Regions from separate parts of the Homo sapiens genome. Here region 2 is linked to region 1. Evidence: chromatin loops called from intact Hi-C (ENCODE). Cell type or tissue: IMR-90. All regions are shown on one strand.

Region 1 (5,000 bases):
AATTGCACCACTGCACTCCAGCCTGGGGGACAGAGTGAGACTCCATCTCAAAACACACACACACATACACAGACACACACACAAATTCTCTCTTTTATTTCAGTAGTATTTATTTTTGTTCTTGTTCTGGCATATGTAATAGAGCCTCCAAAACACCATTTTGTTGTGATTTTAAAGGAAATGGCTTTCGTATTTAGAGTGATTTTTTCTGTTAAGTTTTAGCAAAGAAACTTCATGATATTTAGGTAGTTTATGTTTTTATTTTTATTTTATTTTAAGACAGGATCTTGCTCTGTCACCCAGGCTGGAGTGGTACAGTGGCACAATCACAGCTTGCTGCAGCCCCAACCACCCAGGCTCAAGTGATCCTCCCACCTCAGCCTCCCGAGTAGCTGAGACCAAAGGCATGCACCACCTGCCAAGCTAATTTTTTTTTTTTTGTAGTGACAGAGACTCATTATGTTGCCCAGGCTGGTCTCAAACTCTTGGGCTCAAACGATCATCCCAAAATGCTGGGATTACAGGCACCTCCTGGGTTCACACCGTTCTCCTGCCTCAGCCTCCCGAGTAGCTGTGACTACAGGCACCCGCCACCACGCCCAGCTAATTTTTTGCATTTTTAGTAGAGACGGGGTTTCACTGTGCTAGCCAGATTGAGGTCTCAATCTCCTGACCTCGTGATCCACCCGCCTTGGACTCCCAAAGTGCTGGGATTACAGGCATGAGCCACTGCGGCTGGCCTTGTTTTTCTTTTTTTAGAAAAAGCTGTTGAATTTTCCAGCTGACTTCTCAACACCAATTGATGTGATCACATTGTACTTTCCCTATGCAATTATATTGATCAATTACCGTACTTGATCATTCCTGAAGTAAACTGCTCAAGATATGTTACCTTTGGATATATAATTGTATTTTATTAACATTTTATTTAGAATTTTTACACCCAAATAATTAATCTTCAACCTCCTCTTCTTGGCTTGTTTTTGGTTTTTTTGTTCTTGTTGTAATTTGCTTGTTGGTTTACTATGTTTGTGAGATTTTCCTTTTTTTTTTTTTTTGAGAGGGAGTCTCACTCTCTCACCCAGGCTGGAGTGCAATGGCGTGATCTTGGCTCACTGCAACCTCCACCTCCTGGGTTCAAACGATTCTCCTGCCTCAGCCTCCTGAATAGCAAGTAGCTGCGATTACAGGCACCTGCCACCATGCCCGGCTAATTTTTGTATTTTTAGTAGAGACAGGGTTTTACCATGTTGGCCAGGCTGGTCTCGAACTCCTGACCTCGGGTGATCCATCCTCCTCGGCCTTCCATAGGCTAGGATTACAAGCATGAGCCACCGTGCCCGGCCTACTATGTTTATGAGATTTTTCTAGGAAGGTCATGCTGCCTTCATAAAAAAAATCCAATAGTTTCTTTTTCTATAACCTAGAATAGTTTAGCTAACATTGGAATTCCCATTATTCGTTTCACTTTATCTGATGATCCGCTGGACTCATCTTTGAAACCGTCAGGGGTTGGTGCCTCTACAAACAATTTTGTGCACACAAAATGGCATGTAACATACATGTAAGTTAGGAGGCACAGAATGAAGACCCCAGAGCCGAGTTAAGGTACGTTTATAACTTACTCATAGTGTCACCAAGGTTCAGCTTGGCTAAAAGGGCAAGGGGGAGGGGACACCCACCACCTCTTCTTAACAGCTGTCTTCTGGTGTCAGCACTCAGGAGTAAGCCAGACATTGTCACCATATGTTACCTGCGAGGAGGTGAGACCCTGAAGAGCAATTGGTAGTTTTCTCTGCTTTTCTCTTTTATTCTTCTTTGTAATAAAAACATGCTCACATTTAAACTCCTGCCATTTTATTGACTGGATTTGAAGCTGTGTGGGCAGGAGAGAGATGGACTCTGGGGGATGGAGAGGGACGGACAAGGGTTTGAAGCCCAGCTTTGCCCCCAGAGTGGCCCTGGGTGACTTGGACACCTGCAGGGAGCTGGCTTTCTCAGCAGTAAAATAGGTTTGTGTGGGGTTCAAATAAGCCCAGGGCCAGGTGCAGTGGCCCACATCCGTAATCCCCTCCCTTGGGAGGCCGAGGTGTGTGGATCACTTGAGGTCAGGAGTTTGAGACCAGCCTGACCAACATGGTGAAACCCTGTCTCTACTAAAAATATAAAAATAAGCCAGGCAGGATGGCAGGCACCTGTAATCCCAGATACTCAGGAGGCTGAGGCAGGAGAATCACTTTAACCTGGGGGGTGGAGATTGCAGTGAGCTGAGATTGCACCATTCCACTCCAGCCTGGGCAACATAGCAAGACTCCACCCTAAAAAAATATAATAAAATAAATAAATAAGCCCAAGGCCCCAGAGCAGATATTCCATAAATGTGTTTCCTCCTTGGCCCTTCTCACCACCCCTAACAGAGAAGGGCTGCATTTCGTTGTTGGGTAATGTGGAGCCAGTGCAGGTTCTTGAGGAGGGGAGTGGCCAAGAGCCAATAAAGCACAATAGGATGGACTCAGTGCTGGGATGTGGATGTGAGATGAACCTGATGCTACAGACCGGCAAACTGAGGCACAGAGAAGGGAAGTTGCTTGCCCAAGGTCACAAAGCTAACAGGGCTGGAACTGGAACCCAGATCTTTCTGACTCCAGGCCTCCCAGTCACAGAGTCTATCCCTCCGCCCCCAGAATCTGGGAGACACCACCAGCCCTCCACAACCCACTGCACCACCAGCTTCTTGGGAGGGATGCGCGTCACCCCTGTGTCCTGGCACCTTCCGTGCCTGCCCCCGCATGAGTCACCCACCAGAGCAGAGTGAAAACCCACCTCCCTGGGGGAGGCCTCCATGTGAGTGCATTTCAGGTTCCCGTCTTAGTCACCACTTCTCTTGGTTCCCACCCCTCCCCCGGCTGCCGGGAGCTGCCTGTGACACCCCCAGTAGGCTCAGACCCAAGTGTGTGGCGGGGCTGGGCCCTAGGGAAGGGCCGAGGCCTGATCCCAAGGTGTTGCAGGGTGGCCGGGGGGTACACTAGCCCTGCAACTGCCACGGGCTCCCCTCCCCCTAAGGAAAGCAGAGAACTTGCTGACGGTCGCTGTCTCAGTGCTAATAAGAGCTGACACCACAGATACTTACTTCCAGGCCCTGCACTAAGCCCTCTGCATCTGCTAAGAAATCTGATCCTCACAAAAGCCCAGGAGCTGCTCTTGTCTGTTTTGTAGATGGGGCAACTGAGACTCAGAGAGGGAGAGTGACTTGCCCGAGGTCACAGAGCCAGCAAAGGACAGGGCAGGTGGCAAACTCAGGCAGCCTGTGCAGACTCATCATGCAATCCTGCCCCTCCATGACTGGTGCTCCTGCCTCAACGCTGTCCCAAGGGCCAGGCAAGGTGGGGTCCTGCCCTGGGTCTTTTTTTTTTTTTTAAGATGGGTTCTTGCTGTGTGACCCAGGCTGGAGTGCAATGGTGCCTTCATGGCTTCCCTGCAGCCTCGGACTCCTGCCTGCCCTGAGTCCTGTCCTGCCCCTTCCGCCCAGCCCAGCCAGAGCCCCTGAGAATGGTAAGCAGGGACCACCCTCTGAGGAAGGAGTGGGTGGGCACCAGCTCTGCCCACCACCGAGGAGCCTAGACCAGGCACTGCACCAGCTCCAGCCCCACAACTACCTGCAACCCCTCCAGGGTGCCAGGCTGGTCACCTCCCGGACTTTATCGGCAGTTCCCTCTGCTTAGGACACCTTCCCCTTCTCTCAACTACCCTTTCTGTACTACTCCAGGGGGCAGTGTCACCTCCTCCAGGAAGCCCTCTGGGATGTGCCCCTATAGACCTACACTTAGAGCTCCCAGGTGTGAATCCCAAATTTGCCATTTGCTTGCTGTGACCATAGGCAAATGACTGAACTTGTCTGAGCCTCTGTTTCCTCATCTTCAAAATGAGGCCAGTGATATCTCAGGGGGTTGCTGTGAGGACGAAGAAAGAGCAGGGCAACGTGCTTATAACATGGCCTAGCCCATAGTAAACGCTCAGTAAACTCGGCTCTTTATACCATTGATCACGTTGGATAGTAATTGTTAGTGTCCATCCAGCATCTCATTTCCATGCTTGTCCTCAGAGCCCAGCCACAGGGCCTGCCCCAGAGACCATCTCAATATACATCCTATTCATTGAATGAAAGACCTGGGGCTGAGTGCAGTGGCTCATGCCTATAATCCCAGCTCTTTGGGAGGCTGAGGTGGGAGGATCCTTTGAAACCAGAAGTTCAAGACCAGCCTGGGCAACAGAGCAAGACCCCCATCTCTACAAAAGCTTTAAAAATGAGCCGAGCGTGTTGCCACACACTTGTGGTCCCAGCCTACTAAGGAGGCTGAAGCAGGAGGATGGCTTGAGCCTAGGAGCTTGAGGCTACAGTGAGCCATGATCGTGCCACTGCCCTCCAGCCTGGGTGACAGAGCAAGACTCCATCTCAAACAAACAAACACACAAACAAAAACTCCCGTGCTGATTAGTAGTGGGATTGCACCTGTGAATAGCAACTGCACTCCAGCCTGGGCAGCATAGCAAGAACTTGTCTCTAAAAAATAATTTTTTGCTGGGCACAGTGGCTCATGCCTGTAATCCCAGCACTTTGGGAGGCTGAGGTGGGCGGATCACAAGATCAGGAGTTCCAGACCAGCCTGGCCGATATGGTGAAACTGCATCTCTACTAAAAATACAAAAAAATTAGCCGAGCCTAGTGGAGCGTGCCTGTAATCTCAGCTACTCGGGAGGCTGAGGCAGGAGAATTGCTTGAAGCCGGGAGGCGGAGGTTGCAGTGAGCCAAGATCATGCCACTGCACTCCAGCCTGGGCCACAGAGCGAGACTCCATCTAAATAATAATAATAATAATAATTTTTTAATGAAAATAAAAGGGCCAGGCGCAGTAGCTCACACTTATAATTTTAGCACTTTGGGAGTCTGAGAAAGGAGGATCACTTGAGCCCAGGAGTTCAAGACGAGCCTTGGCAAGAAA
Region 2 (5,000 bases), 55 kb before region 1:
AAAGTGCTGGGATTACAGGTGTGAGCCACCGCGCCCGGCCAGAACTGGAACTTACAATGTTTAGCTTCTGAGAAAGTCTGTAACGACTTAGAGAAAATAAGCTTCTGTTAACTCTGATATCAACAGCAAATCGAAGAGGGAGCTTCTCTCCCACAGAAACATAACAGCACTTTTGCTGACATTTCCCACTACACATGTATATTATTTTTAAAAGAAGAAAAAATAATCAAGTTGGATTTTTTTAAGTTAACAAATAATCAACAGACAGAGGGAACTAGAAATCCACCCCTCCAAAAGAAACCCACAAACCTGAAAAGCTTTTCTTAGAAGTGCAATTTTTATTCATATGGCATGACACAAACACACCCAGGGGTTTCTCACTGAAAAATTTTGGATAGCATATCTGTTGAAGATAAAAACAAAATTCCAACCACCATACAAAATTGGGGGAGAATCTGCATACAAACTTTGAAAAACAATTAAAGAGAATAAATAGAAAATGGAAATGCCACTTTTTGTAGAATGTAATGTTTCCTCAAGTGGATACAAAAAAAACATGCAATGTAAGACTCAAGCTTTAATACTATTAACATTTTATAATTTTTACTAATTGATTACAATTTTCTTGAGAATTAAACATTCAAAATAAGGAAAAGTATACTCACAATGGTACATATCTTGCTATTATTTGCAAGGCTCTGTGACGTGTCAAAATTTGCAGGAAGATCTGAAAGGAGAAAAGTTCAGAGTATGAGCATCAAAACAAAACTGAAGGGTGACACGCTTGAAGCTAAAAATAAATGCTGGCCGGGCACAGTGGCTCATGCCTGTAATCCCGGCACTTTGGGAGGCCGAGGTGGGTGGATCACTTGAGGTCAGGAGTTCGAGACCAGCCTGACCAATATGGTGAAACCCCATCTCTACTAAAAATACAAAAATTAGCCGGCCATGGTGGCAAATGCCTGTAGTCCCATCTACTCAGGAAGCTGAAGCAGGAGAATCACTTGAACCTGGGAGGTGAAGGCTGCAGCGAACCGAGATCACACCACTGTACTCCAGCCTGGGCAACAGAGCGAGACTCTGTCTCAAAAAACAAACAAACAAACAAAAAGTGACATACTTGAAGCTAAAAACACATGCTAACCAAAATGGAATAATTTATCAGAGAAATAATAATTTCAAGACTTTTCTCCACCAGCATCAATGAAAATTAAATGGACTAATTATATAAATAATGCATTCAGGACAACTGACTGCATATCAATGGTAAATATAACAAAAAGATTACATCAAAGGTTGTCATTTGTTGCAGTCTACTTATTAGAATAGGTGCCAGGTATTCTGTGCTTTCCTTTTTTTTTTAAAGAAGACAGTGTCTTGCCACCAGGCAGGGCTTGAACTCCTGGGCTCAAGCAATCCACCCACTTAAGCCTCCCAGGTAGCTGTGACTAAAGACACACACTACCCTGCCTAGTTCTACTTTAAGCCTTTTTTAAGAAAATATTTGAAAAAAAATGTTTTTTTGCAGAGACAAGGTCTCACTATGTTGCCCAGGCTGGTCTCAAACTCTTGGCCTCAAGTGATCCTCCCGTCTTGGCCTCCCAAAGTGCTGGGATTATGGGTGTAAGCTACTGTGCCCAGGCTTTAAACCTTTTTATACTTACTATCATCTTCATCATCAGAATCTGAAACATCTACATCGCCTTCCTTAATGATCACTCGGGCTTTTGAGGGAAAAAGAAAATATGTTGTTCTGTCATTGATCTAGACAATGAATGGCTATACAAAAAAAGTTATTGACCTAGACAATGAACAGCTATAAAAAAAGTTATTTTTCCATAATCCAAAGTTAGCCCAATGATTAATTAAATGCACAATCTGAAAAAAAGTAAAGCAACTTTATAGTTTTTAAACGGCTAAAAATTCCTAGATTTCACCAGGAGTTCAATAAAGCAAGTTATAATTCATAAAACTCACAGCAACAAATGAATCTAGACACCTCCATAGGGGTCATTACGGGGAATATATGTCTACCAGACCTGGTGCCAATATGCATCTGGAATCTTCCATGGTAGCAGTCTCTCATATATAAGGGGAAGGTGGTATTTTAATAAAGAAGTATTAAAAAGAAAAGAAAAGAAAATTCCAAGCAAGCAAAGAGTAATGACTTACGAGGCACAAAATGGGAAGCAATCATGCTGAGACACGGTCTGAGGAAAACAGTCTGTGCTGATACAAGATTACCAAGAAAAGCCAAATACTCTTCCACTACTGTTTGACTTCTATTCAACCAAGGCAATCTCTAGAGTGGGGGAAGAAAGATAAAAGCAGCATGTTATTAATATAACATATACTATTACCAAAGTTCTGAATTACATACTTGACAGTAAAATAAATGGTGAACCTACCAATATAATACTGATAAGTTGCTCAAAGTCTTTTGTCAAGTACATGATAGAAGAACGGAATTCTAGCAGCCAGTTGATGATCTGGTCATCCTTAAGTTAAACAAAGAGTACTTTCAAAATCACAAATCCTCTAAGATAACAGAAATTTACAGCTATCTTATATCAATCACTTATCAAGAATAGATTGGGGGGAAAAGGTCACAAACTTGGAAGGAAATCAAAACTGGGTATTAAAACAGAAAAAGATGTCACAATAAACTTAATTGTTTTAAGAAAGTAATCTAGTAACTCTAATACACAGGAGAAAGACTTAAATGCAATACTTCAGCCTGATCACTTTTGTTTGCCCTGAAAAAGCGAAATCACCTCAAATGTTGACACCTGGGACTTTTAAAAACTGCAGAATTCTAGCAGATTGAAATATTAGAAGATCACAAAGGAACAATAGCTACCTCTATTTCCTCTATATTCAAGCTGACCAGGAAGCATGCTGATAAAATTCAGTCTAGGCTGATCAATTGGGATCATGAATAAACATAACTTTTCTAAACCAAATCTGTGGCTGAGTTTAAATATATTATGATGTGTTTGTTCTGTATAAATGATAGCCCCATTCCTCCATGAAATATTTTTCAGGCAATCAAATTACTGTTCATAGTAATTGTTAGTGACATGAGAAGAACTGCTAAATTTGAAACACAAGGTATAAAATACAGTGTCAATTATGTAAAATATTACTATATTAATTATATTCATGCATACATACTGCACAGGAAAAAAACCATTAAGAAAAAGCCCCTAATTTGTGGAAGGCTTAGACATATAAATAAAAGCAACACAAGGTCATACCTACAGGGATATTCATATGGAGTTATCATTTAGTGAGAATACACCATATGCCAGGCATGGTGCCTGACACTCCGCATATGTATCTTCTTCTAATCCTAAAAATTCTGCAAGATGTTTAGTTATTCCCATTTTGCTGTTCAGGAAGCTGAGGCTAAGAATGATTAATAAGCAATCTACCCTACCAAGAGGCCAGTAAAGAAGCAGGTCCAAACCCATCTGTCTCGGTCAAGGCTATCCTCCATCCACCATCCCACATGCCTCCCTATATGCGGAGAAGAAGCTGTCCCCTTTTCCCCACCTTAATTCAGCTACTGAGTGCTTACTATGCCATATCCATGTGTCAAACTCCCACAGATCAACCATTTTCTGATGAAATCCCAAGTAGCCTGGCAGTAAAATAAAGTAAAACCACAACTCATTTGTACTATGGTAATTTCATATGTCCAAAACTGTTAAGGATAACATTAACGGTAGCTCACTAAGGCCAAAGGCATGTAGAAAACAAGCTAAGTTAGTGTGTAAATAAAATTATCCTATCTCTTTTCCACTAAAAAGACTGCAACAAAACTATAAGGATAACATTTAAACTGTACCATTTTTAAAAGTAAATCAGGCTGGGCGTGGTGGCTCACACCTGTAATCCCAACACTTTGGGAGGCCGAGGTGGGTGGATCACCTGAGGTTTGGAGTTCGAGACGAGCCTAACCAACATGGAGAAACCCCGTCTCGACTAAAAATACAAAATTAGCTGGGCGTGGTGGTGCATGCCCATAATCCCAGCTACTCAGGAGGCTGAGGCAGGAGAATTGCTTAAAAAACTCGGAGGCAGAGGTTGCAGTGAGCCAAGATCATGCCATTGCACTCCAGCCTGGGCAACAAGAACAAAACTCTGTCTCAAAAAGAAAAAAAAAAAGTAAATCAGTTGCAGACTTTGATGCTTTAGTACTGAACTATTATTATTTCTACTAGCAGGCAGGAACAGTGGCTCATGCCTGTAATCCCAGCACTTTTGGGAGGCCAAGGCAGGAGGAGACTGCTTGATCCCAGGAATTTGAGACCAGCCTGGGCAACATAGGGAGACTTCGTCTCTAGAAAAATTAGGAACTCTGGCAGTCAGTGGTGCATATAGACATATTTCTGGGAGCTGTCCATGAGCTCATGGCTCTCCTGGCGACAGCGGCAGCGGCTAGGGAAGCAGCCTCCTTTCTCCCGGCGCCGCCGCTAGAATAAGTCCGGCAGCTCGCACTTTCAGAGCACACGCGCCGGGCGCGGCGCTGGGAAGGGGCAGCTGCTTGCCCAGCCCCGCGGCCAAGGTCGCGTCCGACCCCGGCCCGCCGCGGCCCCGAGTCCGCCGGCCGGGATGTAGGTGGCGCGGGAGGGACTTCGGCTGGGCGAGCAGAGGGCACAGCCGCCCCTTCCACTCTGCGGCGCAGGAGCCGGGGCGGGTCCGCGGGGCGCGGCGGCTGCGGAGACTCCGGGCGGGCGCGGGCCGCAGGCCCGACGCGGAGGAGACCGAGGAGACGCGGGAGACCCGGGCGTGACAGGAGGAAGAAACCCGGAGCCGCAGGAAGATGGCTTCTCCCACCTCCCCGGCCCCGGAAGGCGGGGCCTCCACCCCGCCGAACCCGCCGCGGATTCGTCAGACTGGAGTAAAGTGGTGCGATCTCGGCTCGCTGCAACCTCTGTCCCCCTGGATTCAAGTGATTCTCCTGCATCAGCCTCCCGAGTAGCTGGGATTACAGG

Evidence for each region. Hi-C counts contacts between places; a loop is a spot of excess contacts. Peaks named below come from ENCODE experiments on the same cell type or tissue, not always from the same donor. Only the 100,000 strongest peaks of a DNase experiment are listed, where the experiment ranks them.
Region 2: a loop joins it to region 1, with 9 times the contacts of the local background. A loop is called at or near these places in 1 of 110 quality-filtered maps.

What each region holds. Positions count from the first base shown.
Region 1 is chr16:29,027,318-29,032,317 of GRCh38, reverse strand. No RefSeq gene overlaps it. Among named protein-coding and RNA genes, the nearest start is that of LAT, 45 kb to the right of the region's middle. RefSeq lists a silencer at 2,997-3,096. In IMR-90, no CTCF peak of the experiment used is centred here; a DNase peak (open chromatin) is centred at 2,817; H3K27ac peaks cover 586 bases.
Region 2 is chr16:29,081,941-29,086,940 of GRCh38, reverse strand. It overlaps the pseudogene RRN3P2. Among named protein-coding and RNA genes, the nearest start is that of LAT, 99 kb to the right of the region's middle. In IMR-90, no CTCF peak of the experiment used is centred here; no DNase peak of the experiment used is centred here; H3K4me3 peaks cover 357 bases.